2 separate regions of the Homo sapiens genome follow, and region 1 is linked to region 2. A link is a contact called in ENCODE Hi-C data. All regions are on one chromosome and are shown on one strand. Each heading gives the region's core, a stretch centred on a gene start or an enhancer-like site at or near the end of the contact. The rest is flanking DNA. Distances are from core to core; before and after follow the strand shown. Region 1 holds the start of LINC00368 (long intergenic non-protein coding RNA 368). Region 2 has its middle 48 kb from the start of LINC00368.

Region 1 (3,615 bases), core at 339-2,838, 49 kb before region 2:
TCCTCACCCCTCAATCACACTTGCGTTGAGTAAAACTCCTTCACTAGTTTGCTAAATGAGCCTCAAAACTAGGAATGAAGCATATTTTTTGTGGAAGTTATAATTACCCGGCAGGTACCAGAACTTCCCCAGGGCTAAGTAGGAAAGGCTCTCGCACCATTTTGTTTCCAGAAAGAGCACGAACAAGAAGGTCCAAAACAGGATAACACTCTTTCTTAATGGTCTTGGGGCTAAAAAGCCTCTTGAGAATCTGGTGGAAGCTAAGGAAACTCTCCTCCAACACAGAACATTTCAGAGGGCACTTGGATGCCCTGGGGTGTAGCCATGGGCTTCACATTAAGCGTGTGCTCGCTCAGGAGCAAATGCCAGTGGAGGACACACGAGCCTGAAGGATTCCACGGCCCAGAAAACCTACTCAGGAGAAAGCAGCAGGCACTGGAAGATTAAGCCAGTCCAGTGAGCTCTTGTTTGTATGCATCATCAGGATGCCATGATAGACAAGGCTTGTTGGAAAGCCAAATGTTTTACAAATAAAAGCTGTTTTCTTCTCCAGGTGAATTTACCTAAGAGAGGCTTGCAAGTGCTGTCCTCAGTGCCCTTGCCTGGGTGTAAAATAGCAGAGACCGAATCCAGGACTGGGTGTGAAAACTGCTGATTGGTCGCAAAGCCTGAAACAAATACTGCCTTAGAAGTGAGCGGTACTGTGATTCTTCTGTTAAAATGCCCGTTCATGCTTTACCTATATTCTGTGCAAAACTAAAAAAAAAAAAATTATACTGGAGAAGTACTTTTTGAAGCAGAACAGAAGCAGATACCAACAAATAAATATTTGATGCATAATTAGTTCCCTGCCATATTTTGTACCTGGGTAGTAAATCAATCTTACATGAACATTTTTTGCTTTATATGGCTTTGGCCATTTGAATGTAAATTTTACTTCCAGAGGGAAGCATTTTTAATTGCCCTGGTTGCTGTTTTTGTTTTTATTTTTATTTATTCCCGGAAAAAAAGGCACATCAATTAAATTATGAGTTTGATTAATTGGAACCCAATTTTAGAAGCCGCGTCTTATTGAATATACAGAAGACCTTTAAGAAACAGGGATTTTTGAGCTTGTCCTGGTCCTACATTTCATTAAGAGTCTGCCTAGATAGTGTGAGCTAATTAGCCCGGGGTGAGAAAGCCTCATCCCCACCAAACAACTTCTGGTGGAGGGGGTTCCCTTAGCTCAGGAAACTGGTTAGAGATGAAGGCAGTAAAACGAAACGAAGGGTTCACAGAGGAGTTAAGAAAATAAGGAGTGGAACAACCAGCCCAATAAAGAAGTCATCGGTCAAAGGGGTTAAGAACGAAACACAGAAAGGACAGAAAGAAAAAGAGACTAGGCTCATGGCAATATGCGAGCACTGGAGGTTCTAATAAAATGTGAGTGTGGGGTGCCAGCTAATTCAAATGTAAGGCTAAAGGTGGCTTAGAAGTAAAGTATTAGGATAAGGAAACACATTAAATGAAGAAAAGGCAGCATACATACATGTGTTCATAGCAGTGTAATTACTTCATGTAGGAGCCTGGAAATATTCGTATCACTGGGAAAGGGCGTGGTAAACAGGGTAGAACCTTCACAGACCATTGTGAGGTCAGCAGGAACGTGAAGAGCGTGAGGTCAGTGTATAGAAAATAAGCACGACCGTTTATACTACAACTACAGCCACACCCCAGAAAAGCAGGGGTCCGTGACCCCCACAGCCGGTCGCCACATCGAGCCCTGGGCATAAGGGAGAGTTCTATTTGGATGCGGTCCAGGAGCGCGCGTAATCCTGTCAAGGTTGGAAGACGATGCAAGTGTTTCCCATGGCAGGACGGTGACTCTCTTCAAACACGAACACTGATCTGAATTACAAAATGTCCTAAAAGGCAGGTCATACCTGTTCTGGTGCTGTTCTCTCTCAGCTCCCAACACGCCCTCCTGTGCTTTGCCGCATCACACTGCGCTGGAGCCTCGCAGCTCTGTTCCCCTGCACCCTAGCCAATCCCACCCCACCCCTGTAAGTGCTGCCAAGAGTGGCACCCAGAGGGGCTGAAGCTGCGCTCCTCGTCCAGGCTTGCTGCCCTGCCACCCTACTCTGGCAGAGCTGTCTGTCCCCTTTTCAGTTTCCTCCCCCACTCCCCTACACCAGCCCTCCGCAGCCTCCGGAGGCCCCACCAGCAACCGGCAGCCTCCTCTCCCAGGCTGTCCCCGTGGACTGGCCAGCACCCCCTGGGCTCCAGCAGCCTGGCAGTCCCTCCCTGTCGAGCCTGGGCTCCAGGTCCACAGGGCCTGCCCCCGTTCTCAGTTCTGATGGTCACGTTTCCCTCCTGCCAGCCCTGTAGGCAGTGGCCTCCTGCGGGTCACCCCATGGAAGCTCAGAGCCCCCTTCACCTGTGGCCTCCAGTGGGTTCTATTGAACAACCGGTCCCTCAGGTGCAATCCTACCTGGCAGACAACCATGCCGCTTCCCAGGGGACCCCAGCCAGCATGGGCATTGAGGAGGGGACAGCGCACGGAAGCCAGGCAAGGGCTGGGTTAGATACAAAGAGCTGAGGACGGTGTTTAGTGAAACGAGGAGTCAGTGTTATATGGAACAGGGTAATCAGTTTGCCAGAAAAAGTATTAGGCAAGGAAGAGAAAAGGAGAGAAAGGAGTAGAATTGCTCACAGAGATGGCGTGAGGACCAGGAGCTGTGCAGAGTGCTAACAGTCTATGCAGTCACGATTGTGCTAGTTGATCAGCTAGCAGTCTACGCAATCACAACTACACTAATTGATCAGCTAACAGTCTATCCGGTCATGACTGCCCTAATTGATCAGCTAGCAGTCTATGCAATCAGGACTGTTCCAATTGATCAGCTAACAGTCTATCCAGTCACGACTGCTCCAGTTGATCAGCTAACAGTCTGTCCGGTCACAACTGTGCTAATTGATCAGCTAGCAGTCTTTGCAATCACGACTGGTCTAAATGATCAGCTAACAGTCTATCCAGTCACAACTGCACTAATTGATCAGCAAACAGTCTATCCAGTCACGACTGTGCTAATTGATCAGCTAACAGTCTATGCAGTCATGGATGCTCTAATTGACCAGCTAGCAGTCTATCCAATCATGACTGTACTAATTGATCAGCTAGCAGTCTATCCAGTCACAACTGCTCCAATTGATCAGAATGCCATGAAGCACAGAGCAAGAGACTCAAACCATGCTGAGGAATCAGATGCACAATTAAAAACCTCCCTTCCTTCTCTTCTCCCCAGAAAGAATGGCTGCTAAGATTTTTTTCTTTATCCTTCCATACCCTTTTTCTGCATGCATACAGGGTTAAAGGACTCTCTTCCTGCCTTGAGTTATATGAATAAAAACAAGTGCTCAGGGACCCCACATTCTAAAATAAGGTGCTGAGGTGCCCCCATGAGAAGGGTCTGCCAGCCTTCCCTCCTTCCCCACCTCCAGGCGACATGGGGGCTGGGACAGTCAGGGGAGCAAGGTCGGCAGGGCAGGTGCGCTGTGGCTCTCTCCCTTCTCACCAGGAGGGGGTGCTTCACTCCGCCAAGCCAAGAGAGGGGCTTGAGGGACCCCTCAGAG
Region 2 (3,429 bases), core at 912-3,411:
CAAAAAAACAAAAAAACCCACTCACAGAGACCAAGTGGAATGGGAAATGTGAGAAGAGAACAGAGCTCAAGGAACGAGGCCGTTGAAGTCCCAAGTCCTCCACATGCAGCAGGGCCCTCACTGGTGAGAGTTCCCCAAGAGGGAGGCGAACAGGGTAGACAAACTCCAGGGCTGTGCAGTGAAGCCTTCTTTCTTTTGAAAGGATTTTCTGCAGTTGCCTTCCCTGGAATACTTAGGCTTAAGTTTACATGGGGCTGGTCAATTTGCTTACAAAGACCCATAGCTGTTTTCCATCATATTTCTGTAGGTGGTATTTAATGAAATTTCTCCATGATGCTTCTAGGAGCTGATATTGTGGAGTATGTCCCTACACCTACATCATTTCTACTTCTGCTGAAAATGTTTTGACAAGGATGTGCTCACTGATGGACATGCATATCCTTTTTATGGACTGGACATTGCTGCATGTCGACTTATCACTACCACTCTTCATGTGGACGCCTTCCACAAACACGCCATCTCTCCCACCTGGCTAGCTGTGCCTTCTGCTGTTTGAGAGTGTGTGCGTGGAGCAAGCTGAGGTAGCAAGGTGCCAGAGCTAGCCCACGGGGCCAGAGCTAGCCCACGGTACCAGAGGTAGCCCACAGGAGCTCTGCCCTAGATCCTCTTTCCAGGTTTTCAGGGAGTGACTCTCTGCATCCCGACCTGCCCCAGGGCACTGCCTGGTCCCTTGTCTACTGTCCTCCCTGACTCACGTGGGAGCCAGTCTGTTCCCCTACAATGACTTTGCCATTCTAGAAAGAACCTTAAAATTAATTTTATCTAAAGGGAAAGAAAAAGACCCTCAGTCCTCTCAATTTTATTAGGAACTTATTGATTTAAAAAATAAATACACTGTCCTCTTTTTCTGATGAAGACAGAGAACCACAGGACTCCACTTTTCTGAGGCTCGTTCTTGTTCCAGCATCAGCATGTTTACCTGGGTCTCCCTAACTGTACATATTGTGAAACACAAATCCTATTCCTAAGAAAGAGGGAAAGCTGAAGACTTTTCAGAAACTTTTTTTTTTTTGAGATGGAATTTTGCTCTTGTTGCCCAGGCTGGGGTGCAATGGCGCGATCTCGGCTCACTGCAACCTCTGCTTCCCAGGTTCAAGCGATTCTCCTGCCTCGGCCTCCTGAATAGCTGGGATTACAGGTGCTTGCCACCACGCCCGGCTAATTTTTTTGTATTTTTAGTAGAGACGGGGTTTCTCCATGTTGGTCAGGCTGGTCTTGAACTCCCAACCTCAGGTGATCTGCCCACCTCAGCCTCCCAAAATGGTGAAACTCATATTTTAAATAACAAAGTAGAGAAGATATAGACACAGAGCTTAGATTCATCATGCCATACTTTGCATTTTCTTACCTCATTTCTATGTTTACAACCAGATTTTGACAATGAATTGGTATTTTCCTGTACATAGATAATAGATATTATTTTCTATTTCATGTACAGTCAATTCATGAACAAAAGCAACCAAAGTGGTGACTGGGCTTGTGTTCTGTTGTCTGTTTACTTAGTGATCATTTAACGAGTCCTGATTGAGGACCTACTGCATGCTGAGTGCAGAGCCAGAGCTGTGGACAAGACAGTGGGCGAGGTGGCCCAGCCTGCGGGGCTGTGGACTAGAGGGTGGGCGAGGTGGCCTGGCTGTGCCCTCACCAGCCCATGTTTTACTCCCATTGTGCCTTGCACTTCCCTTTTCAGTTCTCACTTTTCTTTTCTTATTTCTCGTGTAAATTAAGTGTCTTAAAAATTAATAATATTATGTCATATTTTATGTAATCTGAGGCAATTCACTACTTCCTGGTCTTCAGTTTATTTTAATGCAAGAGTTAGCAAGATAATTTCTGAATTTGACTGTAGAATCATCTAGGGGCATCTTGGATCATTTATTTCATATTTGATATGAAATGCAGTTGCATAAATACAGGTGACTGGACAAGTAAAGAGATTCAATGCAGTGGTTTCCATTTTATGGAGCAAGAAGGAAATAGCAAATAAACTGTTATAATCAACATCTTTCAGTTTCAAATTTCTGCTTACTCTTAAGGCAGTGAGATGAAGTAAAAGATGGCTGAGCCCTGTGCTGCCACAAGGGGAGCTTAAAAGGGGTGAGTCATTGTCATGTGGACTTCGTTCTAAAAATATGGGGTGACACCCCCACATCAAAACAAAGAGACCCAGTAAATAGAGAAAACGGAAGCACCAATGAAGTCATGTCTCTGAATCTTCTCTCAACACATACTTGAGGAAGAAAGTGCACCAAGTGTTCCAAGGTGACCTAAGTTAACCGGGGGCTGTTTGGGGTCTTAGTGAAGAATCCTAAAACATGAATGGAAGGGTCATGTGCCAGGGATGTGGGAGTGAGAGCAGCTGCGACAGCTGCAGCTTATGATGGGACAGCTGTCCCACCAGAACCAAGTCTGCAGAGGCCCAGGAGGTGCCCCTGTTGCACGTGGTCCCGTTGAGCAAGAGCAGGACAGCAGGATGGGCCAGAGCCATGGCCGGTAGTCAGAACCACACCACCAGCTGCAAACACAAACCCAGTGAGCGGACCCCTGGTGCTCGCACCGTGTTCAATAATATCATTACTCTTTAGATGGCTCTTCTATTCCACAGTGCTTCTGAGAGCATAGTTTGTGTACTACGTTATGCTGGGAACAGCCAGGGGTAGGAGGGGGTTCTGTTGGCTGCTGAGTGTGTCTGTTTCACTTATGCTCCCCAGACCTGGGGAAGGAGCCACAAGATGGGGATCTACTGGGCCCGCTGGGAGACAGACTGGAGCTAAGGCTTCAGTGACCACCTGACCTCCATAAGCCCCTACTCTGATTGGGGGCCACAGACATTTTGGTCCTTCTGGAATCAGAGTCAGTTAAGAACCAGAGTCCAATAGCCCTGGAAAGTTCTGATTATTTCCTTTCCCGTGCACAGTGACGTGGGTGAAAGGCTGTCCCTTTTGGGGGGTCTGGGAGAAAGAGTAACAATACAAACTCTGGGAAGAGAGTGGGGTCCTTCCTTGGGCTTCTTCTTTGAGGGCTCTGGATCTGTCAGCTGGCTCAAGTCTGTTTGGGAATTGTTTTAGGGGCAGCAACACTCTGCTTTTATGATTCAGAGTAGGCTTTCATTCACTTGGCCTAGAACTTCTCTGTTTATGTAGATCAAGAAGGAATTGAGTAGGCTTCCCTCCGTTTCCCTTCTAGGAACACCACCATCACCAGCCAAGGCCACGGGGCCCTGGGAGCCATCCTCCCCTGGCTGCTGCTTGGCCTCTGCTGTGCCTGTGGGCACCACCCCACCTTGAAACCATGTTCTGATGGTTCTCGCTGCCCTTAGCTTTCCGGCGGTGGCTGTGGCTCTGACTGTGAGGTCTGGGCTGCAGAGAA

Evidence for each region. Hi-C counts contacts between places; a loop is a spot of excess contacts on that map. Pooled maps may share reads with other maps.
Region 1: a loop to region 2 is called in a pooled map, with 2.1 times the contacts of the local background. The contact joins the promoter of LINC00368 here to the enhancer-like site in region 2. A Hi-C loop is called at or near these places in 1 of 50 pooled maps.

Annotation. Positions count from the first base shown.
Region 1 is chr13:111,093,811-111,097,425 of GRCh38, reverse strand. LINC00368 (long intergenic non-protein coding RNA 368) reads right to left here and starts at 1,588. Exons shown (of 3, transcript NR_120415.1): 1 at 1,532-1,588; 2 at 564-756.
Region 2 is chr13:111,045,779-111,049,207 of GRCh38, reverse strand. No RefSeq gene overlaps it. Among named protein-coding and RNA genes, the nearest start is that of LINC00368, 48 kb to the left of the region's middle. RefSeq lists enhancers at 2,019-2,078, 2,099-2,268, 2,052-2,346. Within about 2 kb of position 2,161, at least 6 of the 41 ENCODE cell types and tissues checked have a DNase peak (open chromatin) inside an H3K27ac peak, as active enhancers do.